Regions from separate parts of the Homo sapiens genome. Here all the other regions are linked to region 1. The links are chromatin loops, found by intact Hi-C in ENCODE. Cell type or tissue: endothelial cell of umbilical vein. All regions are shown on one strand. Links, peaks and the distances in the headings refer to the core of each region. The heading gives the core; the rest is flanking DNA.

Region 1 (8,301 bases), core at 1-8,000:
CCACAGCCCCGCTGGCCGCCATGGCCACCACGCGCAATTCAGACCTCGGCTTCCTACTTCCGCCGCTCTCGCGGCCCCACCCCTCTCCCGTCACTTCCGCCAGCTGCCACCACCCCAAAAAAAGCCGCAGACTCCGGGCACTCGGGGAACAATGTCGTCAAGGGCTCCCGGTTCCCGGGTTTATATGGCTCGAACCTTACATCGCCAGCCGGATCCACCTCAACTCAGCCGTCACTTCCCCTAAGACGTCCTCTTAGAACCAGGGCACTTTTTTGCTCCTTCACAATAGCTCCACCGCACGGGGTTCTATTGGTCCCTACGTCGGTCTACAAGAGCCTTGACGACAAGGGGCTGGACTTGTCCCTGAGGAATCCCTGAGAAGGTGCGCCCGGAGCCGGGCTGCTTGGTTCCAGTGTTGGGCCACATACTGCTTGCGTGCTAGGTCGCCCCTCCGGGTGGCTCAGCCTCTTCCCCTCTCTCACAATCCCTGAATCCCTCTGTCCCTTTCTGTTCTTCCCACTCCCTATTCTGTCCTCATCACTACCTTCCCCAATCCCAGCCTCAAGTACACAGCCCTCATTTTCACTCCTACCTCCTCATCCCCATCATAGCCCTTGACCTATGCTTTTCCAGTTTCCTAACAACAACAAAAACACCTTTTATTATTTCTACCTTTCTAGCACTTCCTCTCTCCAGGTGCTGGGTCCACAACCCAGTTCTGTTGCCAACATTGTCAAAATCCACGGTGTCAGGGAAGACCAGCCTGCAGGCATGATGAGCCTACATATGTGTGGGGTCTGTGCTATGGGGTTGGGGAGCAGGCAGGTGCTGAGAACCCGGGGACAGTAGGCTGAGCTGGGAGGAAAGGGGGCCGGACAGGGAAGTCCAAAGACAAGGAGCTGTGTTTACCCTTTCCACGTCCTCCACCACACCCCAGTTTCAGTTCCCAGGGGATCTATAGGGAGCATTGGTGCCCCTGAGTGAGGGGAGTCCCCAGAAGAGAGTCCGGCATAAAAAGAGGCCATTCAAACTCTAGAACAGCAGGAACAAAGGAGGCAGCCCACCTCAGGAATCTTAGGTCCACCAGGGCCACAGCTCTTCCAGACACAGCCTGCATTCCATGCACAGTGTCCTGTGGGGGAGCAGGCTAGTGAACAGTGCAGGTGCAGAGGAAGGGCCCGTAACCCAGGCCCTCCTGCCAGGTGTGACAGACAGCCGTTGTCTAGCCAGGATCCCTGAAGCAGAGCCCAGCCAGACCCCCTTTGACAGACCTGGACTGGGAGTGGGTGGATGAGAAAGAGCAGCAAGGGAATGGAGTGGGTGATGGGTGTGCTTTGGGGATAGTGGTGAGGCCACTGCTTTCAGACATGGTCCAAATGAGAGTCACGCCAGGCAAACTTCTATCATAAACATCTATTTCATTTGAGCCAGAAGTCTAGGCTTCAACTTGGGAACCCAGAGGGAGGGGCTGGAGATGGGGAGAGCACACAGTATGCTCCCCAGAGGGTTTAAGGAGCTCCCACAGTTGGGAGGGTTCAGTCCCTTATTTAGGTGTAGAGCTATGTCAGGAAACATGGGCTCTGCCCTCTCCTATCACAGCCCACACCTTTCGTACCCACCAGCATCAGAGCCAGCAGGGATATTCACACACCATCACATGTTCTCCCCATGATATTCTCTTTCTCCCTTCTATTCCCCTGATAGCTGCCATGGCAGCCCTGGGGAGACAAGTGCTCCTCTCTGTGGACCAGCTGTAGCAGTGGCCACCAGGCAGCCAGAAGTGACTAGAGCCAAACTCCAGGATGTAGTGGCACAGGCTTCCAGCATCACGGCAAACAGGCTTGCAGATAATCACCCACATGCATGGTGCCTCTCCCTCCCTACTCCCTCACCCTTGAATGGAGTAACTCATGAGCATTCCCAAATGAGCACTGGGAGGCTGGGTTTGCAAAGCCTGGTGAATGTAATGCATCCAGATTGGGGAGTCGCAGGAGGCTGGATGTGCAGGAGACAGCAGCCCCTTTGGTGGCCTCCCTGTCCTGCACAGGACCTTCCACCCTCCACCCAACAGGCCACTTTCAAGGACTGAACCATGCTAGAGGCTCAGAGCCAAGGCTCCCCAGACAAGGAGCTGGGAATGGGCCTGGGCAGGTAGATCCTCAGGGGTCCCCCAGATGGCTGTGGCCCTGGTCATGAAGGCTGTGAGTGATGTCTTCCCACAGGTCATCCAGACGGGCCTGCAGCTTGCTCAGAACCTTGCCACTGTCTGTTTGTTGAAACTCTGGGGCGAAGGCACTGTGGCCTGGTGGAGGTGGCGCCAGCTGCTGCTGGACCTCCTCAGTCTCCTGGTCGATGGCGCGAGTGAAGGCAGCTATCTGCAGGTAGGTGTCCTGGCGGAAAGCCTGAAGTCGCTGGCGCACCTCCTCGGAGAGCATCTGGGGGTCCGGGCCGGCCCCTTCCTCAGTCCCAGTGCCTGCAAAGGCTCTGCTGAGCTCTTCGCGCAGCTGGTCCAGGTTCTGCTGGATGCGTGCGTGCAGGGCCTTGGCCTTGAGCGTGAGCTTCCGGGAGAGCACCTGCACGCAGCGACTGAGGCGCGCGGGGCTGGCGGGGGCGTGCGGAGCCACACTGCGGTGCAGCTCCTGCACGTGGCGCCCGATGCCGCTCACCAGGCTCTCGGCGTATGGGTGGAAGAGCTCTTTGAAGCGGCCGGTGTGGTGCACCACGCGGCTCTGCAGTCCCTGCAGCAAAGCCCAAGCCTCGTCCACGCCCCCCAGCAACTGGGCCTTGGTGTCTTCCCCCACCACGCGCAACTGCTCCTGCAGCTCCTGCACGCGCAGGGCCACCTGCTCCATCAGATCCATCGTGTAGGGCTTCAGTTGCTGCCGCAAGCCCTCCAAATTCCAGCCCACCAGCTCGTGCGCCTCTGCCATGTAGGGCTGGAGGCGAGCCTTCACCTCCTCCAACTCCTCCTGCAGCTGCCGCCGCATGCCCACCGGGTCCTGTGGGAGCCGAGGAGCCTCGCTCCCACTCAGAGGCCTCAGCTTTTCCAGGAACTTGTTCATATTGTTGAGGTCTTGCTCAAGGCTGTCTTTCAGGGTCCTGGAGAAGGGGACAGATATCCAGGCCGTCAGACTGCTAGCCTCCATCATCTCCTTTGTCCCCAAGTCATCGCGCACTGATCCTCTGGGGGAACCAAGGACGCAGGGCGTTGGCCCCAGGGTCGAGGGCTCTTGTCCTAGCCCTGGCCAGTAACAACTCACGCACGAAGCACAAACACATTGCCCATACAAATCCAGACCTACAACACTCTCCAAAGAAACATAGATGCGCCACATCATCCTTTGATTCTGGGGACTGCAGCGGGCGTCCTCCCGATTGATCCCAGGTCCCGCGCCTCAGTGAGCAAGGGGGCAACAGCTACGGAGTTGTCAAGGCGGGGGCTGCAGGCAGAGGGCGCTAAAGAGCCCAGGATGGCCGGGATCTGCAGACAGAGCTAGCACCGCTCCTTTCCTCTGTCCCAGCAGCGGCCACAGAGGTTGAGGCAGCAGAGGCAGGTCATCATGGCATGGCCCAGCTGTCTCCTCCCTTCGCCTACACCCCTTCCCCTGGGCACTCACGCGGGCTCGCGAGCCATCTTCTGCTGATGGATCTGCTCCACCCTGCCTTTGTCCCCGCTGGTCTGGCTGAAGTAGTCCCAGAAGCCTTTCCGTGCCTGGGTGGCCGAAAACGCTGTGGAGAGGGACTAGGTAATCAGGGCCTGGGCTCTCCTCCCCCAGGGTGGACAGGGCCCTCTGGCCAGCCTCCACCCACACCCCCACGTTGAAGTCAGGGTCGGAGACCCACCTGAAAGAAGAGCCAGAGCCCAGGTGAGCACGGCAGCCATGCTTGCCATTACCTGCTCTGAGAAGACAGGTGGAGGGAGGCCTGGTTAGGGGAAGAAGGAGACGAAGGGACATGGCGCAGGGGACTTGCCCAGGGGGCCTCTGCAGGGGCAACTGCCCGAAATCCTGTTACCCCTTCCTTGGGCTGGGGAGCACAGAGCTGTTGGGGCTCAAGAGGACTGACCTAGGTGAGTCAAGGAGGCTAGGGTGTCTTCCTCAGACATGGGAAGAGGGCGTGCTCTTGCTACCTCAGTCACATAGCAGGGAGCGTGGTGCTCTAACCCCTTCGCAAAGGTCCCAGACCCCAGGAACAGTTCTCTAGGCCACTTCTACCACCTCTCCCCTGCCCACCTGTCTCCCTCCCTCCCATTTCATGGTGGAAAAACTGAGCCATAATGAGGGCGAAGAGGCAACTCTGCCAAAATGTTCCAAGAGGACGTCTTAGGGGCCACCCCAGGCTCTCCCCTGAGGCCACCTGCAATGCCCTCCCTTAGGACTGTGACCCCCATCCCTCTGCCCCAGCTGCTCACCTGCTCACGTCTGGGCACAGAGAGCAGACATTCTGCTTTATACTCCAGGGCCCTGAGCCTCTGGCACCAATTGCTCTGAGTAAATACCACGTGGAAGTTCAAAAGAAGTTGACCTCAGCTGCCTCCCAGCACTCACCTCCTGCCCTTTCCCTGGCACCCAGAGGGTTAATGAGTGCCCTGGTATCAGGGGCTGCCCCAGTAGAGAAGTGCTTCCCAGGAGCTTTACGGGGGATGGGGCTGAACTCCTCACCCAGTTTCTCCCAAACCCCATGACCTTTAACCTTCCCACTGACCTGCTGGCTGGCCCACCAACAGAGAAGAACCTGTTTGTCTGCCAAGGGCCCCTCTCTTACACAACTACCCAGAGTCACTGTGTCCCAGCCGGCAAGATGGACAGTGTTCACCTACCAGCCAGAACCCGAGCAGCCCCTGAAAGCTTCACTACAGGTTCCGCAGGCATCCTCAGCCAGCATTCATAGGGTTAAAGACCAACCACATCCCTCTTTATGAAACAATCCTGGAACAAGCAAGGGAAGCCAGGCAGGGTGAAGATGAGATGGCAAGAGGCATCTGGGCCAGGGACTCTGAGCCCCAGGAACTGGAGCGAAAGTGAGATTTGCCCCATGAGGAAAAGCTGAACTCCACTCGCAGGGCCTCTGAGGAGAGCAAGCCCAAATGCTCAGATCTTCTCTGATGACACACCCACTCCGTCTACAGTACTCATACACACGTTCACAAGCTCCCGATTCTTGGTCCTAAATGCATCTTGAATCAATCCCCTCTCCTCCATTTCCACTACCATCATTGCACCAGTTGTCTGTCACCTTGATTGCATTCATAGCCTCCAACAGGTCTTTCTACCACACTCCTGCCCATTTAATTCATCCTCCACTGTGGCTCATCCTGACTCATTTCCAGTCTCATCTGCTGCCACATAAAACCACGGCATTCCCTGAGCCTTTATACAGGCTTCCCTCTGCTTGAAATAGCCTATCCCCTGGTGAATATATATTCATTTTTTAGAGTTAGTTTGTATTAGTTAGAATTAGACTTGGCTGCAAGGGACATATATATGTGTGTATATATATACACACACACATGTATATTTTATATTCTTGCATACATATATGTATATATATGTGTGTGTGTATATATACACATATATATATACAAGATACTGCTCTTACCACTCATACTGACATCCCATTGGCCACAAGTTAGTCACATGGCTACACTTAGCTGATATATATGTGTATATATATATGCAAGAGAATAGCTTAAACAAAATGGAGTCTTATTTCCTTCTCATGTAAATGTAGGCCAGCTCGGGCTGCTTTTATCTTGTTGCACTATTATCATCAACAAGACGCTCATATCCAAGTTCCAGCTGCTTCACCTCCAGCTACCAAGTTCACCTCCCAGGGAACAGGAAGGAGGAAAAGGAGAAGGACATGTTCCTTCCTTTTAAAGACACATCCCAGATATTGCCATTACCACTTGTACTGACATCCCATTGGCCACAACTTAGTCACATGGCTACACTTAGCTGAAAAGGAGGCTGGGAAATATAGTTTTTATTTTGGATGGCTGTATGCCTAGCTGAAAAAGGACTCTATTACTCAGGAAGAAGAGAAGAAAGGATTTGAGGGAACAGTAGTAGCCCCTGCTACACAGCTCCAGTATCACTCTGAATGCCTTCTTCGGCCTTCACCTTTTTCTGCTCTGGAGATAAACTGATTCCACATTATTCACACAACACTGTATATTCCTGGATTATAGCACTTACTATCTAACTGCACAATAATTTGTTGATGAATCCGAGAGCTCTTTGAGTGCAGGGGCTTTTTCTTATTCATCTCTATATCCACTAGTATGTTTTGCACAGTGCCTACCTACTACATACAAAGTTAAGTGACTGAATTCAATCATTCATTTGATTTAGGAACTGAGGTTTGAGGAGATCAAGTGGCCTGTCCATCATCACGCAGTAAGAGTTGCAACCAGAATCAGAACCCAGGTGCTTGGCTCTGGTGGTTCAAGAGAGCAGACTATGACCAAGTCACAAAGGGGCTTGTGCAAGCAGTCACTGAAAGGTACATGATGGAGAGATCACTCAGGAGGGTGGCCAGAGAGAAGGCAGAGGAACTATTTAGGGATATTTTAATAATCCAAGTGAGAAATGAAGGCCTGAAGTATGGCATAGCAGTGATGGTTGATAGGTAAGTATATATTGAGGGCTACTAAGGCAGCAGAGTTGATAGCACTTGGTGACTGATTGGATGAGGAAGGTGAAGGAGAGGAAAAAATCCCAATGATTCCCAGGTTTCTGAGCAACTAGGGGGATGATATTTTCTTTCACCAAAAAAAATAAGCAGGTTGGGACAGGAAGTGAGAGCTCAGATTAACAGGAGTCCTAACTCGAACCTAAGCTGGGTTTCAGATAGGCATAGGGCAAGCCCAGTTGAGGTCTATTTGCTTAATGGCTAAGAAGCCTCCTAAGAGAAAATTCATTTGAAAGGAAAAAAAGCAACAGGAGCTACCATCCAGTCACAAAACCACAGTCATGAAAAGAGAAGAGAGACTCAGAGTATTTGGGAAGGGAACATTTCCAGGGGTTGAAAAAATGTGGGAGTGGAGAGCCACTGAAATTGACTTTGGGTGATTACTTGTACCCACAAGCTAGTGTGGCCTTGTGCCCAAAGGCTGTCCACTGGAGATGTTCTGGCAGTTGGATACATATGTCTCAAGCCCAGGAGAGAAGTCTCGGCTGGAGACTGAGTTTTGGGAGTCATCAGCAGATAGGAGCAGTGGAAGACTTGGGAGTAGATGAAATCTCTAGGGAGAGTACATGGCAGGAGAAAAGAAAAACGCTGAGGTCAGAAAACACCAGTATTGGCCGGGTACAGTGGCTCACGCCTGTAATCCCAACACTTTGGGAGACCGAAGCAGGCGGATCACTTGAAGCCAAGAGTTTGAGACCAGCCTGGCCAACACGGTAAAACCCTGTCTCTACTAAAAATACAAAAAAAATAGCCAGGTATGATGGCACACGCCTGTAATCCTAGCTACTTGGGAGGCCAAGGCTGGAGGAGTGCTTGAACCTGGGAGGTGGAGGTTGCAGTGAGCTGAGATAGGGCCACTGCACTCCAGCCCGGGTGACGGAGCGGGACTCCATTTCAAACAACAACAACAACAAAAGAAGCCTTTGGCAGAGAAAATTAACGCTTTCCAAAGATCCATGTGCTGTGCTGTACTTCCCAGACTCCTTTGCAATTAGATTGGGGCCATACAGTTAGTTCTGGCCAATGGGCTGTGAGCAGAACAAAATGGGTTACTTCTGTTTGAGGACAATGAAGAGTGGATGTGAGTTCTCCATATTTTTTCCTTCCTTCCCCTACAGTGGAAGCAAAGAACTCCAAGCTGGCACTATTACAAGAGGGAGAGGGTCTATATTCTGAGTTAGTGCTTGGAGCAGCACCTCCCACCTAAAAGAGGGGCAGAGAAGTAGAAGTATAATCAAAATAAAGAAGAATCACAGAAAGAAAATATATTAGTTAAATTATATATTTGGCTGCTCTGAGAGAGACCCAAAATAACAGTGGCTTACAAAAGCTGGAAATGTATGTTTTCTCCCATACAAAACTTCACGCTGGTATGGGAGCACTGCTCCACAAAGCTGTCCAGGGTCCTAAGTTCCTTCTGTCTGGAGGTTCTAATATCCCTATGTGTTTCCCTTGTCCACATGATCTAAGATAGCTTACCACCATGTCCACATCCAGCCACTGGAAAGGGGGCAGGGTGGAGGAGAGGAGAGTGTAGAATGTACTCTCCTTTCTTTCTTTTTTTTTTTGAGATGGAGTTTCGCTCTTCTTGCCCAGGCTAGAGTGCGA
Region 2 (8,301 bases), core at 222-8,221, 75 kb after region 1:
AGCCCAGAAATTCCTTTCCAATGAACTAGAGACAGGAGAAAAATTTAGTCCCTTCACAGGGGAAGGAAGTTTGATCCTGGGGAGGGCTGTACATAACACAAAGTAAAGAAAGTGCATTAGAAAGCTATACTTTCTTTTTCTTTTAAGACAGAGTCTCGTTCTGTTGCCAGGATGGAGTGCAGGGGTGTGATCTTAGCTTACTACAACCTCTACCTCCCAGGTTCAAGTGATCCTCCCATCTCAGCCTCAGGAGTAGCTGGGACTATGCTAATTTTTAATCTTTTGGGGGAGAAAGGGTTTGCCACGTTGCCTAGGCTGGTCTAGAACTTCAGGGCTCAAGCAATCCTCCCACGTTGGCCTCCCAAAGTGCTGGGATTATAGGCGGGATCCACTGCGCCCGGCCCAGAAAGCTATACTTTTTTAACCTATAAAACTGCAATGTTGCTGACATAAAAGGGGTACGTTTACCACCCCAGTCCTCCTGCAATCCTGGCCTCTGTCACCCATGCTCCTCCAGGGATGCCTGCCACCTCTTCCATTACCTGCTGCAGCTGTTTGATGCTGCTGTTGTTGCCCATTTTTTCCAGGTGAGCTTTGAAGGCCTGGATGCTCGCAGCCCCATCTGAGAACCGGCGCACAGGGGAGAAACGCTCCGTAGGGAGGTGCAGAGTGTTGGAGTCCTTGTAGGTAGAGCTGAATATATGGGAAGAGAAGGTTAGAGGCTAGGACTCAGGGGCTTTGACCAAATCACACAGGGACTGCTGTTCCAGATGAACATAAAGACGGCTGGCTGCCCAGGTAGCCCTGCATATTATGCCACTTTCATGCCATTTCCAGACATCAGTCGTTTCCCTAGCCTGCTTCCCTTTAGAGGGCTCCAGGTGTACATCTTCCATTTCTACTTACCTTCGGTTGGCTTACTTTCCAAGCCTGGTGAGGTCCCGAGATCAAGTACATCCAGTTCTTATAAATACACTAGGCCAGAGAGAAAAGCTTCTCAATATCCTCCAGGCCAGACTGTACAGAAGCTCTTGCTTTTATAATCATATGTCTATCTAGTGCCTTTAGAAACCTTAAATTCACCATTTGAGCCAAAGTTTTCCCTGAGCAATGATCTCCGTATGGCCAGAGGGAAACAACAGTCAGTTTTGTGGTCAAAGGTCTGGCCTAGAACTCATAGGTTCTGTGACAGAAAATAGAAGGTGGCGATTGGGGTGGGGGAAAATGAAGACTTCTGATCCTGGGATGGAGACAACAAATTCTTAAGGAATGTGGGCCTTGAGATCCTGCACGTACCTGGTCAACAAATAAGGTCACCTACTGTGAAAATCAACTTCTCAGAGCAGCAGCACTCACCCAACCTCCTAATGAAAGAGGAATCATATGGATTACCTTCAAAGACCCCACTGCTCAACTGGAACACAGCCAGAATCTTACAGAAAGAAAGAACAAGCTATTGATAAGGAATGCCTAAGACAGCATCGGGGTTAGAAGCTAACACCTACTCTTGTGACCTGATGATCAGAAAGAGATGTTTATGGGCTGAGGTAAGCAGATAAAAGACTGCCAAGGCAGCAGCATTCCAGTAGCAGATGGAAAGGATCAGGGTTTCATGTCCAGGGCAGAGATGCCATTACACTGAACTTTGGATGAAATGATGTGCTACCTTGCCAGTGATTCATTTGGGACTGAAGCAGAACCACAGCTCAGGAAGCAGGTTAACAAGCGAGTTCAAATACAATGCAGACAGCGCGGGACCAGGAGGAATCTAATGACCGTGCAGAGGTATCCAGAGAGTTCTGGCAGCAGGTGAAAGCCTTTTACCCTGTCTTTGCTAATGATGGCTTTTGTTTCAGACTCTACCTGAGGCTTGACCCAGCAGTGAGCTAATGAAATGAGCACGAACATGTATTTGGTTCAGCAACACAAAAAACAAATGAATTTGGCGGGCCACAATCCAGGAACAGGGATCATGAAGGCTGTGTTGAGAAGCATTTCCTTATAACTTGTCATTTCTGTTTCTACTTCAGGTTGAAGTAGAAGCAAGTAAGTACTATTTTCTCCTAAAATTTGATTCCTATGCTTTCAATGTTTTCTGAAATGGACATGTTTCTGATCCCCTCAGAAAGCCATGTTCTTCAAGTAGCAATACAGTCTTTCTGCACAAAAATAATTCTCTCCCATCACAGAAAATCCCAGGTCCAGGTATTTCATGACTTTTTCAGAAGCTCAGGTTGTGAAGAGACTGATACCCAGGTCAGTCCAGCACAGTAACCTCAGAGGAACGGTTCTGATGCAGTTGCTCATTTGAGAAGCACTGATAAGTATCAATTGTGCTTGATTTTATTTTTATTTGCAATCACACTCAAATTCAGGATGGCCTCGCATTAGGCTGATACTCCCACACTATACTCTTCAAGGAGGGACTTGGTTTCCCACCTGGATAAAATCTATCTTGTGTTAGTTTAAAAAAATTTTTTAGTTACACTTTTTAAAACATTTTTAACCTTAAATTACACATTTCCAGAAATGAAAAGGTTGATTAGACCACTCTTCTGTTTCCATGTTGAACTTCATCTCTTCTACCCCAGAAGGATAGCTATATATACTGTTCTTTAATCATTTCCTCCAGAAAATGAAAGGAATTCAAGAACCCATGCAGGCCACCCGTATTCCATGTTTTATAGCCTTGGAAAGTTTCTCATTTCCCCTGAAGACTGGCTTTAATCTCTTTTGCTGCATATTTGTATAGTGATCCCATCAAGACATGCTGGGTTTGCACAAATGCCCCATCTTATGCAATTTGCCACTCATAAAACATCATTTTCTTCCAATTCAAATAGGCTTGGCCACAGGCAACCCTCAAAACACCAAAAAGGTTCACATGAAAACAGACAGCAGATAGATTTCCAGCAGGCAAGGCCTTGACAATGACTCTAGGCAGGGTGGATATCACACAGACAGAGCTGTGGTCCAGTGTGGACCTCCTTGAGTAACAAATGTCAACAGAATATAGGGTCTGTGATAAAGCCTGACTCTGGAAATGTGACGATCTTCATGTTCCCCTCATAAGAAGACCTCCTGAGGAACACCTAGCATTCAACAAGGATACCTAAAGGACTTCAGCTAAACAACAGACTCAGACAAGGGCTGAAACATTAAGTGTCAGGCTGTGGAGGAAGGGAAGAAGGAGACAAGGAGAAAAGAAGGAATAAAGGGTGTATTAGATACCAGTGTAGAGCTTGAAGTTATGAGAAATCACAGGAAACGTATAGGGGAGGAGAAGGCAGGTCTCCAGTAATCACTCAAAGTGCTCTTTATTTATTTATTTATTGAGACGGAGTCTCACTCTGTTGCCCAGGCTGGAGTGCAGTGGCATGATCTCGGCTCACTGCAACGTCTGCCTCCCGGGTTCAAGCAATTCTCCTGCCTTAGCTTCCCGAGTAGCTGGGACTACAGACGCCCACCGCCACACCCGGCTAATTTTTGTATTTTTAGTAGAGATGGGGTTTCACCATATTGGCCAGGCTGGTCTCGAACTCCTGACCTTGTGATCCACCCGCCTCGGCCTCCCAAAGTGCTGGGATTGCAGGCGTGAACCACCGTGCCTGGCCTCAAAGTGCTCTTTAGTGTGTACGAACACTGTAAGTCCTGAGAGACTTTCATTAGAAAAAGCCTGTCTTTCTGTGCCATCAGAGTTTTATTTGAGAATTGTCATTCTTGCTACTCCTGACAGACCATTTTTACCAAGTTACTCATAGTCATTTATGAAAGCTTATCTTCCTTCTTTTAGGGTTCCAACGTGGCACTAATTATGTCCCACTCTGCTCAGAGTTCACTTGCCTCTGCTGATTATGTTGATGCCAAATGGGTAACCAGCCTCAGTAAAAAAAATGTGTCAAGCTTGCCAGTGCAAGCTGGCTGCAAGATTTCATAACACCACATATATAAACCTAGTTTCCTTGGAATCTGATTGCTTTTCAACCTTCCCAAGGCTGCTTTTCAGTGTCCTCCCCAAAAGACAGAAATAAAATACGCTCTAGTAACTGGTGGTGGCTTTGAACGTGTGGGCCATGAGCTTGGGGATAGCTTCGGAGTGGCCAAGACTGAGATTTTTAGTCATCAAGATAGTCACAGAAGATAATCATCTTCTTCAACTAGCAAAGTGTCATTCCGCAGCTGCTTCCAGGCTTACTTGGAGTCAATGAAGTTTTCTTGGTCAGGAAGGTTAAACTTGCTTTTATTTCTTCAAGAGAATGGATTATAACCATAACCGAACCTAGCAAAAGATTTTTGCCATCAGAATATTGAAAGAATGACCTCTTAAATACATCGCTCAAGAGGATCTCTGCTCTACTATTCAGAAGGGGCTTTGTCTTCATTTCCAGGCTGGCGGTTCAATGGTAACACGATATGAAATGCTCATTCTTTTGAAGGTGATGGATTATTAAAGGTCAAGTCTATCGATATGGCTAAAAATCTTCCTGTTTCCAGGTGGCCTTCTGAGAGTTTCACTTTCTTGCAGGTCTCAAGTTCAATTTTATCTATGAATCAACATCTAGAATCATGGGAATCAAATGCAGACAATAAACAGGTCTGCAAGGTAATGGGAGAGAGGAATCTCGCATTGCTCCAGGGCGCAGTAAAAAACCTTTGCCCTGTGCATTGCTTACTGCAAGGAGCTGAGAAGATGTGAGTTCAGGATGACAGCTGGCTTCTATTTAAAGCCACGATGCTAGTCACCGTCGCTGTGAGACTAATCAGAAGGGTGCCTGTCCGATGAGCCTCAAGGAGCTCGCACAGCTCATGTGGCTACTCACCGATGCTGATCAGGTACCAGGTGAGGAGGCCAGACCCGGGAACGGAAAGGCTGCTGTCCTAGCTGCCGTTGTAGGTCCGGTGGGATCTCAGCTGTAGGGTTGGTCATGGCCAGTGTATGTCTTTTGGACCTATTTGCCAAGTACCTGCAACAAGCAGGAGCACATTTCATAGTAAAAAAGACAGACAGGAATATTCCTCCACAAGAAGCATTAGAAGTTAATCCAAAGCACTCAATGAAATAGTGCCAGAGCTCACGAAGGCTTGATGGCAAACAGATCCCTGCCTGGATGGAAGTGAGACACGTCTAACTGGCCAACAGAAGTTGGCTTGACAATGAAGTGGCTGAATTTTGAACCTAAGAATAGCCATTGAAGAGAAGAGAGAAAGTAGATCTAGCTCACAAAGATGAGATCACTTTTCCTTGCTTCATTCTACTCGGTAGAAGAATTTATTTTCTCCATGTTAATTTATTCATCTTTTCCCTCCAAATTTCCAAAATACAAGTCAGAGGAAATGAGCCCTAAGGACTATTCCTAGAGATGAACCTGGGGAGATATTCAGAAGGACTCTGTGCATGTCTCTCGATCTCACAGGCCCCAGGTTTGAGACTTTCTTCACTACAGGTCACAGAAAACTGATCCTTCCATTTGAGGATAAATGAATTCCAAAACCACCCTTTCCCTCTCGCTTGGTGACTATAACTCAATCATCAGAGAAGAAAAACTGATGTTGTCCTTGGGGAACCAACATTCTGTGGAGGATGAAGAAATAAAACCACATGAAATGTTTAGTTAGGGAGGGAAAAAGCAAGGCAAAAAATAAAAACAGAAGAGTCTCACAAGACGAAGAGTTCCCAAACTGATGGCTTTTATTCGGAAGATCTTTCAGACCCAGCACTTAGTTAATACCATCAATAAGATATTGTCCCTCTTTGTCTGGTGGATGACTTCCTCCACCGCTGCTGCTCTTCTGGAGGCATGAATAAAAGAGGCACTACACCTTTTTTATTACATCAAAACTGATGGGCATTATACCCTTGAAATGTTGGTCTAAAGAAGAAAGAAGGTAGACCTGGAGGAAGGAAAGTCTAAGACAAAGAAGATAAAATATTGCTGTCTCTTTTAAGGTAGAAAGGCAGTAAATTTCCTGATTTCTCATTTCTTCATGACCCAGTAGGGCCCATTTGTAACCTTATATACCCTCTTATCAGCAAACTATAGAAACAACAGCATCAAGGAAAAAAAAAAGTTACCAGAATTTTCCTTCTATTGGCCAAGCTGTAGAAGGAGCTGGCCCACCTGCCAACACCCCTGTTTGCCATGGTTTTCTTTCCACATAGGACCAGCTGCTTTCTGAATAGCAGCTCTCACACAGAGCTACTGGGGATAGGATGAGAGTCCTAGCCAGCAACTGGCAGGTTCTTAAAAAATGGTCTCATTTCATTCTTAACTATCTTGCCCCTTTCAGCTAAAATCAGTTAACAGACTGTAGAGTAATCAGTGTTATGTGAACTTGCCAAAGAGTAAGCCATTAATGTTTTAATAACCATTGGATAAAGACACCCAAAGTTCCCCAAAAGCCCATGAAAACCATTTTATTTCAACTTCCCTCAAAGGAAAAAACATATAATCTTGAAGAACACCTGTATTTCTGGGAAAATACATGCTGGATTCTGGTGAAACCCCCTCCCCGGATAATAAGAAAATCAACTCCCACAAGGGGGCATGCATGGAGCTAAGGACCAGGGCTAACGGAACTGAGGCCAAATGAACAGTACAGCATGCCTGATGGTCACTGCCGTTCTCTGTGAGTTAGGCATCTCTCAACAAGGTTCTGTAAACAATGGATATTTGCATCTGTCCCTGGCCCGAATCCCATATTCTCTTTTTCAATATCTCTTTGTTGGTACAAGGGGGTGGAAGAAGCACACAGCAAACAGTACAAGAGGTATTCATTCTCCTGGAAAGGAAAAGTCCATGCCAGAGGTCCATGGCCAGACTAGCTAGGATCACTGTCATCCCACATCTCCAATTCCTTTTCAGTAAACAGTTCTTGGCAGGTACGAGCAGGCTTTGTGCCTTGTGAATACTATCAGAGTTGCAATATGAAGGCAGGGGACAAGGAAGAAGGAGGGAGGAAAGAAAAAGTTCTTATGGTTATTGCTGTCACTTAGGGGACTTCCAATGGTGCTTACAGAAATGACATTTTCTGGGTAGTCTTCTGTTACTTCCATGTGGGGTGGAACATGCCATCTGGCTTGAGCAAAGAGACCACACAAATGTTGAAGCTGCACTCTACCACCTCCTTGGGCAGAGGTGACCTTTCGCTGGTTGCAGGGGAGCCTGCCCAGGGGCTTCTGCAAGCACTGCCAGATGTCACATTACCTCTGCACAGCTTCCTGGTCTGGCTCCCCGTCTGAGCTCTCCTCGTCCACAGGGGTAACTGCTGGCACTGCCTGAAGAGAGACAGGAAGGAAAAGCTCAAGGTGGCAGCTTATTCTGTCATGCCTCTTACTCTAGTAACTGGGCTTGGGGCAGGACTTTCTGTTAACTTTCTTATTTACAGAACTTTTCTAGACTCCTGGGTTATACAGGATTTTCATATACCTATTTTTCCATTTTTACCTTGCTTAGGTAATACTAATTAGAATTTCTTCCTCTTATTTATCTTCATTCATTCATTTATTAATCTAACAAATAGCCAAATGCTTACTGTTACAGGATAAAATGTGAATTTACAGACATAGACCTTGCCCTCATTTTACAGTCTAGTAGAGGATAGAGACAAGTAAACAATTACAAAATAGCATGATCAAGTCTTCTAATGGGGGTGTTTGGGAATTAAGGAAGGCATCCTGGAGGAGGTAGCACCTAGCAGGAACCTGAAGGATGCACAGGAGCTGGTCAGGCAAAGAGGGACAGGAGTTACAGGTTTCCAGGCAGAAGAAAAGAGAAGGCCTGTAGGTGTTTGAGGACCCGAAAATACAGTAGAAGATTGTTTACCTGAAATGTCTAGGACTTGACCTGTTGTTTCATATTAATGTGATTTCCGGAGTTTAAATGTCTTAACTCCAGGAAAGCATAGTGAATTACTGAAATTACATTTTGGTACATAAGATACAATTGTGTAGTATCAATTCACTGCTTTAAAATAGTTGTTACTCGCCAAAACATGTGAGTGAAATGAGAACCACCACAATGCTTGTATCACTGTGACTTTCCCATCTGCATCCTTGCTAGCTACCCATAGCCTGGGTGCCCACATCATCACCATGCCCCAGTCACTAGAACAAAAATCACACTTCAATTATTATAAAAGAGTATTTTACAAAATGGCTAATTACAAAACAAAACAAAACAAAACACTCCTGGAATAATTTTGTCGGAAAGCTCCCAGGGTTCCTGGATCCCTTCCCACAGTTCTACAAGGGTGGAGTGAACAGGGTGAGGCAGGAAGTGGCTGTAGATGAGGCAGGAGAGG
Region 3 (8,301 bases), core at 159-8,158, 89 kb after region 1:
GGCACAGCATATATAATGACCAACCTGTTCCATGCCCTCTGGCTTGGGATATTTTTGGCCTCAGACAAAGTCTAAGGAAGAGAGCCCTGAGTGATCAGCTGTAAACAGACAACAACTCACTGTTTCCTGAGCTCCCTGGCATACCTGGCATGGCCATAGTGGTTTAAATAAAAGCATGCTACAGAAGCCACTGAATTGAGCACACTAAGACAAGAGGAAGGCGACATCCCCATGGTAGGTAAGCTGCAGAACTGCAGGCTGTGCTATCTCAAAAGCCAAAAACAGACGATAATTTGGGGACACATGGTAGGGAACCATGATCACTATTCTCCAGCAGTTTAACTGGTTTTACATTCCTTCTTGCTTGCTTCACGTGCTGCTTTAGTGTTACATAATAGTTTGTTCCCAGTGTCCGCCTTTCAGGTTATGGCCTGATTACAATCACATGCAAAGGAGGCTGCAGCAGCTTTCAGAGGAGTCCCCTGCAGCAGCGGTTCCCAGCTCACCCTGTCAAAGTTGGGATCGGCGTCCCCTAGCTTCATCCACTTGTGCTTGCAGATCTGCTCCATGGAGAGGCGCTTATTGGGATCTAACACCAACATATGGCGGATCAAATGCTCACATTCTGCAATGGACAAACAGCCTGCCTTCAGTCTCTGGTGAGGGGAGGCACCAGGGGAGTAGAGGAACCAGGGGCAAAGCCAGCAGGGAGGCTATCCAACTCCCTGCTTCTAATTTTGTCTCTCTTGCTCTTTGATCCTTACCTATTCTGTTGCTTATGCCACCAGAAGGGGCTAAGCAAAGGCAGAGAGAGGTGGAGAAAAAGAAACTCAAGTGTGGTAGTCTGGTTGTTGCCTTCACCAAAAGGCTGACCAGAAAAGGTCTGGGGATAATCCATGGATTTCATTTATTTATATTATGTATATGGCCCTATTTAACACAAGTAATGAAGAGTAGAATGGCCTCTAAAGAGATTCAGTATCTTACAAGGTTCTCAAAATATTCAGTTCTATCCTCCTAAATGTACCACCACGCGCATACTAATGCTTTTGGCTTAGGTGTGCAATACCCTTCTTCAAAACTCAGGGAACTTGAATTTCTGATGGCACAAGGTGTGTGGGGAGAGAGCCACAGGCTACTTCTCTCCTATGCCCTGGGATTCAGCTAGCCTTATTTATCATTTTCTTCTCAATGTTATTTAAATAGTCATAGGTATTTAAAACTGGGCTGTGAGCTACAGATATTCAGATCTATAGAAATTTTTCTCTGGGAGCTCGTATTACAGATTACATTGCAGAAAGAACAATGGATTCAAAATCAAGAAACGTATATTCTGATTTCAAAACCACCCTCTAAGTTTTCTCATCTATAAAATGTGGCTACTGAGGGTGATGAGAGTAATAGTTGTGATGAAGGCAGTGATGATGATACCAAAACAGCACTATTGATGCATCTTCTGAGCATTTTACAATTATTATTTCCTCATTTAATCTACACAGCAATCCTAGGAGGAATGTACTATCATTGTTCCCATTTTAGGAATAGCAAAAACCAGGCACAGGGAGGTAAAGAAACTTGTCAAGGTCACATGGCTATTAAGTCAAACCAGATAGCCTGACTCTTCACCTGGTTCTCTTAACCACAATGCTACCCTGCCCCTGTGGTGCAGAGTTGTTGGGGGATCCAAATCCCCCAACACTAATTCAGCACTGAACCATTAATTCAACATCTTTATCCAAGCCACCATTTCTGACTTACACGCTGCAAAAGTCTCCTACCCGGTCTTTCTGCTTCCATTCTTTCTCCATTACAATCTGTTTTCTATAGAGAGGCAAAAGGAATTTTTCCAAAGCATAAATTTGGGCATATCACCACTTTGCCTGTAACTCTCCAATCTCTTCCCATAACCCTCAGAATGAAATCTAAAGTCCTGGGCCTCCAAGGCTCCTACTTCTCTCTCTCCCTTTTTTTTTTTTTTTTACATAGAGTCTCGCTCTGTCACCCAGGCTGTGGAGTGCAGTGTGCGATCTCGGCTCACTGCAACCTCCGCCTCCTGGGTTCACGTGATTCTCCTGCCTCAGCTTCTCCAGCAGCTGGGATTACAGGCCTGTGCCACCACGCCCAGCTAATTTTTGCATCTTTAATAGAGGCGAGGTTTCACCATGTTGGCCAGGCTGGTCTCGAACAACTGACCTCAAGTGATCCGCCTGCCTCAGCCTCCCAAAGTGCTGGGATTACAGGCGTGAGCCACCGCGCTTGGCCCCCTACTTCCCTCTCTGACCTGGTTTCCTGCCACTATGCACATTTCTAGTTTTTGCACATGTTTAACACACTCTCATCCAATGGCCTTTACATGTGTTTTTTTGTTTGTTTTTTCCTTTAGTGGAAATGGCCATTCCTCAGATCTTCATATGATTGGCTCCTTGTCATTCAGGTAAGAGTTTAAACGTCACTTCCTCAGAAAGCTCTTCTTTAACCATCTACTCTAAGATGGGCCTCCAGTCACTCTCTATTACATCACATTCATTGTCTTCACGCAAATGATTTCTTTGGGAAACCATCTTGTTTATGTATTTACTTATTGTCTGACTCCTCCACTGCAATGCAAGGCCCATGTCTTTCTTTCTGTTGTACCCAGTATCAACTCTCCAGTACCTAAAATGGTTATTATATCTAGACACTTAGGAGCTGCATAAATATCTACTGAATATGTAAATAAATATTTGTTGAGTATTTAATCAAATGAGATTGTAATTGTGAAAATTTTTTTAAAATAAAATTTTCTATAGGTTTTTAAATTTTCTGCTTCTATTTAATCACAACCGTCCTGAAAACAAAACTGGCCAGTGAAAATAACAACAACAGTAAGACATTATTACAAAAAACTACTTTTGATATACCAAGCACTGTGCTTACCAACTTTATTACATTTAACCTTCACAACAACCTTAACTTAGAGACTATAATTAGCTCCACTTATAAATGAAGAAGAAACAAGATTTTGAAAGTTAACATATTCAACATGGCAAAGAAATGGTAAAGTTGGGACTTCTAAGCTGTGCTCTTGACTACCCTATTATACATCTCCACATGGATATAAATTGATCTACTTTTCTAGGGTGAATTCAACTCTTCAATTTCTATACCATTTGGCAAACACCATTCTATATTACTGTTGTGAAAAGAATACTACAAGTAACTAAGATAAATTACTCTTATTTTAATTTACTCTAACTTCAAAAGATAATACAACAAAGTTCCTATATCAAAATGATTTCTTACATCAGGCATCAATTTGTTGTTGCTTTACAATTAAAACTATATTCAAATGCAGTGTACATCTCAAAGACTTCTACATTCCTATAGAATAAAGTAAATGCCATCTACAACAGTACGCTTTATTAAAATTACATTTCCAGAGTAGTAAGGCTAGAGCCACAACTGTAGCAGCACCTGTATAGATTATAAATGTCATTGACACATATGTTTATCGTTTGCAGTTACTTAAGAGGACAAAAGTGTTCTTAATTTAGGAAGTTGTTAAAGACTCCTGTGTAGGGAGAAGGCTAGGACCAAACTGTTGTTAAGGCCTCTAGATGGCACTCTCCTGTTTTCCTTTGGTCTCCACACACAATTTAGTGCATAAGATGACCAAAGCTGAATGGTGTTCAGTTACAGGCTTGCTTTAAAACAGATTTTTTCCAAGGCAATTTCCTTAAAAGCAAACAACAATAACAACAACACCACCACACACACAACCAAACCAAAAACAGTACCATAATAATTCCTAATTAGAAGATATATCTAGTTCAATTTCAGGATCTTGAAACCTCTATTCAGTCATCCTTAACCATTATTTGGCCTCAGATGCCTTGAAAATTCTCCAAAAAAAAAAAAAAATCTGCACAAGAATTTATACACAAGACCTTGCATGTAACTTTAGACTACTCAACGATGTCCTATGAAGCCTGCATAGATCCCCCAGACCCTGGTGTCTACAGGCCCCAGATTAAGAACCAAAACAATTCTTGGTTACAGTGTCAAGGGCAAGAGCTTTTTAATCTTGACTATCCTACATAATATCGAACGTGCCAAGGAACAGAAATTTAACATTTTTCATATGTGGTGCAGATGGAAAATATGACAAAATGCAGAAAGCTAGAGTATCATCATCAATTCATATTTCCTAAGTGTCATGTAGTTCATGAAATTAAATTCAGATGAGATTTGAAGACACCATTCTACATAAAACATGGAAACAGGGTGAAAACGAGGGGAATAGATGCTCTCAAACCTAAGAACACAATCACCCACAGGACATTCAATTTACAAGCATGGAAAGATGGAGCCCTCACATTAAACAAAACATCAACTTTTCCAGATACCAAGAACTACTCTATTTTATTGTCTAAAAGGTCCCTGTTGGCCAGGCATGGTGGCTCACGTCTGTAATCCCAGCACTTTGGGAAGCTGAGGTGGGCAGATTGCTTGAGGCTAGGAGTTCGAGACCAGCCTGGCCAACATGGTAAAACCCTGTTTCTACTAAAAATACAAAAATTAGCTGGGTGTGGTGGTACACACCTGTAATCCCAGCTACCCGGGAGGCTGAGGTAGGAGAATGGCGTGAACCTGGGAGGCGGAGCTTGCAGTGAGCCGAGATCGCACCACTGCACTCCAGCCTGGGCGACAGAGCGAGACTCCGTCTCTAAAAAAATAAATAAATAAAATAAATAAATAAATAAAAAATAAAAGGGCCCCATTATTTGCTCCCACCCAAAAGGCAGGGCCTCTGATGCTAAATGAAACTGAACCACTTTGGGCAATGCAAGAATATGCTCCTCTGCTTGTGTGTGCCAGAGAAGCAGCTTCCCTTCAGAGCTGCTTTCATCTGCTCCATGCAAGACGCCAAGCGGTCTCCGCAGTGAGAGTCACTGTGGGCCCAGGAAACCTGATCTGCCAACAGAACGTTAACTAGAGGATGTTCAGCACAGGCCTTGCCCTGCTGCGCTGCCAGGCATTTGGATGACTTTGTGGGGAGAGAGCTGCTGTATGGGCAGGGTCCTAAAATGAGAATTAAGTTGACATAGCCAGTGTGAGTCCGTATCTGTGAAAGCAACATTTTTTTTCTTTTTTTTTGTCCTTGATAATAAAACAAATTTCTCTAAGTGGTTACAACAAACCAAAACAATTCTTGGGAGATAAGTCTTCTCCATAAGCCGTGTGGATTTGACTGAAAATAGTAATGTCCCTTTGGCATACCAAGAGAGCAAAAATGAGAGAAAGATACATAGAAAAGAGTAAAAAAAATAGGGAAGAAGAGAATGAAAGACTAATAGAGCAATTCATTCAACAATATTATTTAATCATTACTAACATTTATTGACCATTTACATGATAGGCAAAGTGCTAAACCCTTTAAGTTAATTTAAGCATCTACTTCACAAACCAACCCAATACTATTATCTCAATTTTATAGACAAAGAGAATTTAAAATCAGAGAAGTTGAGAAACTTGATCAGATAATAAGAGGCCAAAGCAGAATACAAATTCTGGTCAGTCTTACTCCAGGGAGCTCTTAACCTACATGGTACCTAAAATAAACACATTATTGGTATTCTGGGTTATGAAAACAAACCAAAACAATTCTCTCCTCTGGCAGATCAGATGCCATGTCATCTTCACAGGTTCCATCATGACAGAATCACCCACAAGCTAGGTTAGTACAAAATGGGCCAGGCAAATAGATGGTGCAAAGACCAAGAACTAGCTTTAAGGGGAGACGGCAAGTTGGATGGATTAATGAGGCAGGGACATGAGAACACTAAATGGGGAGCGTTGTCTTATTCATAATTTTGCTGGTGAGGATTAAATACACTGTGGTAGAGCAAACTTATTTATATACTCTAGTTGTTGCAAGGTGATGAAGACTATGATGGAAGGCTTGAAACAGAAGGCTTCCCGAATCAAGGATCAAAGATAAGAGGAGATAGGTAAAAATTTAAGGAACCAGATCATCAGACTCTTCAGGCTGATCCTATGAAGGAGGGAAAGCCATTTGTCCCTGAAACCCTGCATGTGACACCAAAGAACAGAACATGGCAAAACAATCCTTTCCAGCTCTGTGGTGAGCAATGGCATAGAAGAAACTGAGTCATGGATTCTTTCTGACCACATAAAGCTGCTTTGAGCTGGTGGAAACAGAAGACATCTGTGTACCAGAAGGCACAGAAAGGCTTTCTTGCAGGCAAGAAAGTGCATGCTGCTTACAGGTGCTCAGAAGAAGGGGATGATCTAGTTTCTTATGTACTTGGTCCAGTCAATGGTAGGTGTGTTCAAAGGTAATTCTAAAGCACCCAGCCCAAGAGTTCTATATTTTCAATAATTTAAACAAACTTCTTAAAAATGTTTACTTCTTAGTAATGAATTGCTTCTGGCACAATTCTCACTTCAAAGAGGGTTCTATTTTTTCTAAATTTCAAAATCTAAAAAGGAAACAAAAATAAATTGGCGATTAAATCTCTGAAACATGTTTCTATGGAAAATGAATTACTTGACAAAAACCTTTTAAAAGTTAAATGACATTAAAGTCTTAAAGTTTTCAGAACAAGGATGCTATGCAATACACTGCTTGATGCTGTTATCCACTCACTTTGTCCAGCTCGGGTACCAGCCCTGGGGGAGAAGTGATGCTATTATAGCAAACAGAACAAGACCAATGGATGGCCTGCAACAGCAATCTCAGGATGGAGCCACATGGCTTTGATAAGAGTCTATCCCTGTATTTTAGATGTTCTGGATTTAAAAAATGTTTGTCTCAGAGCACCTCTTTAATGCTGCCTGCCTTTTCCTAAAAGACAAACTGCACACAAAACATGCTGTTTTTCCTCATGAAAAGAAAATAAAGTCTGTTATAATGTCCTGATCTTGTTATAACATGGACAGAACAGTGTGACTATCTTGCAGTGCTATGATCCCTGCAGAAATAATTAAAAAGTAAATCAATAAGAAACCAGGGGTGTTTTCTGCCAAGATACCTTCTTTTGCTAAGAAGCCAGCCAGAGTTAGGAATCTTCACTCTGCTTGTGGACTAAGCCCTAAAAATGATGTTTTATTAATACGCTCAAGAAACACTGTCAATGTCAACTGCCAGCTAAGATCAAACCTATTTATTTAACATAGTCACTATTTAAAAATGTAAACAAATAGACAAATGGTCCTCAAAATAAGACATTTGGGCCCGGCATGGTGGCTCACGCCTATAATCCCAGCACTCTGGGAGCCCGAGACAGGCAGATCACTTGAGGCCAGGAGTTCAAGACCAGCCTGGCCAACATGGTGAAACACAGTCTCTACTAAAAATACAAAAATTAGCCAGGCATGGTGGCGTGTGCCTGTAATTCCAGCTACTCAGGAGGCTGAGGCAGGAGAATCACTTGAACCCGGGAGGCAGAGGTTGCAGTGAGCCGAGATTGTGCCACTGCATTCCAGCCTGGGTGACAGAGTGAGACTCTGTCTTAAAAAAAAAAAATGACATTTGTATATATAAATAACATACAGTAAATGTGCTAACCTATAGATACATTCAGAGATTGTATAAATGTTAACTATAATAATACAAAATACAGGGATTTTGTTGTTGCACTGAAATTTTGTTATTTTGGGTACTGCTAGAACAATGGTGTTATAAGGATTGGAATGCTTTTATTCTATACATTAAATTTTGACATATTACTGCTATAATAGAAATAAACATTTCTAAATACCAAGTTAAAGGACTAGTTATTTATTTTTATTTTGAAATGGAGTCTCATTCTGTTGGCCAGGCTGGGTGCAATCATAGCTCACTGTAGCCTCGAACCCCTGGGCTCAAGTGATCCTCCTGCCTCAGCTTCTCCAGTAGCTGAGACTACAGGCACACACCACCACATCTGGCTTTTTTTTTTTTTTTTTGATGGAGTCTCGCTCTGTCGCCCAGGCTGGAGTGTAGCAGTGCGATCTCGGCTCACTGCAACCTCGCCTCCCGGGTTCAAATGATTATCCTGCCTCATAAACGATAATATGCCTCCTGAGTTGCTGGGACTACAGGTGCATGCCACCACGCCCAGCTAATTTTTTGTATTTTTAGTAGAGGTGGGGTTTCACCGTGTTAGCCAGGATGGTCTTGATCTCCTGACCTCGTGATCTGCCCATCTCGGCCTCCCAAAGTGACATCTGGCTATTTTTTTTATTTTTATTTTTTAGAGACAGGGTCTTGCTATGTTGCCCAGGCTGGCCACCTTGATCTCCCGGCCTCAAACAATC

What was found. A loop is a pair of places that touch in the nucleus more often than their neighbours do. Peaks named below come from ENCODE experiments on the same cell type or tissue, not always from the same donor. Only the 100,000 strongest peaks of a DNase experiment are listed, where the experiment ranks them.
Region 2: it touches region 1 in a loop (2.9-fold over the local background); 19 of 110 quality-filtered maps call a loop at or near these places.
Region 3: a loop joins it to region 1, with 9 times the contacts of the local background. A loop is called at or near these places in 13 of 110 quality-filtered maps.

The regions. Positions count from the first base shown.
Region 1 is chr11:116,787,969-116,796,269 of GRCh38, forward strand. It overlaps ZPR1 (ZPR1 zinc finger), which reads right to left and starts at 55. Exons shown (of 14, transcript NM_003904.5): 1 at 1-55. The coding sequence starts at 22. It overlaps APOA5 (apolipoprotein A5), which reads right to left and starts at 3,911. Exons shown (of 3, transcript NM_001371904.1): 1 at 3,844-3,911; 2 at 3,618-3,729; 3 at 1,399-3,099. The coding sequence starts at 3,892. The coding sequence ends at 2,160. RefSeq lists silencers at 1-7, 42-265 and an enhancer at 78-357. In endothelial cell of umbilical vein, for the core only: a CTCF peak has its summit at 3,448; DNase peaks (open chromatin) are centred at 213 and 3,453; H3K4me3 peaks cover 632 bases; H3K27ac peaks cover 593 bases.
Region 2 is chr11:116,863,126-116,871,426 of GRCh38, forward strand. It overlaps SIK3 (SIK family kinase 3), which reads right to left. Exons shown (of 25, transcript NM_001366686.3): 14 at 7,206-7,276; 15 at 4,821-4,964; 16 at 543-693. Among named protein-coding and RNA genes, the nearest start is that of APOA1, 30 kb to the left of the region's middle. In endothelial cell of umbilical vein, for the core only: no CTCF peak of the experiment used is centred there; no DNase peak of the experiment used is centred there.
Region 3 is chr11:116,876,418-116,884,718 of GRCh38, forward strand. SIK3 (SIK family kinase 3) reads right to left here. Exons shown (of 25, transcript NM_001366686.3): 7 at 507-625. Among named protein-coding and RNA genes, the nearest start is that of APOA1, 43 kb to the left of the region's middle. RefSeq lists a silencer at 3,638-3,687. In endothelial cell of umbilical vein, for the core only: a CTCF peak has its summit at 3,592 (motif pointing right); a DNase peak (open chromatin) is centred at 3,614.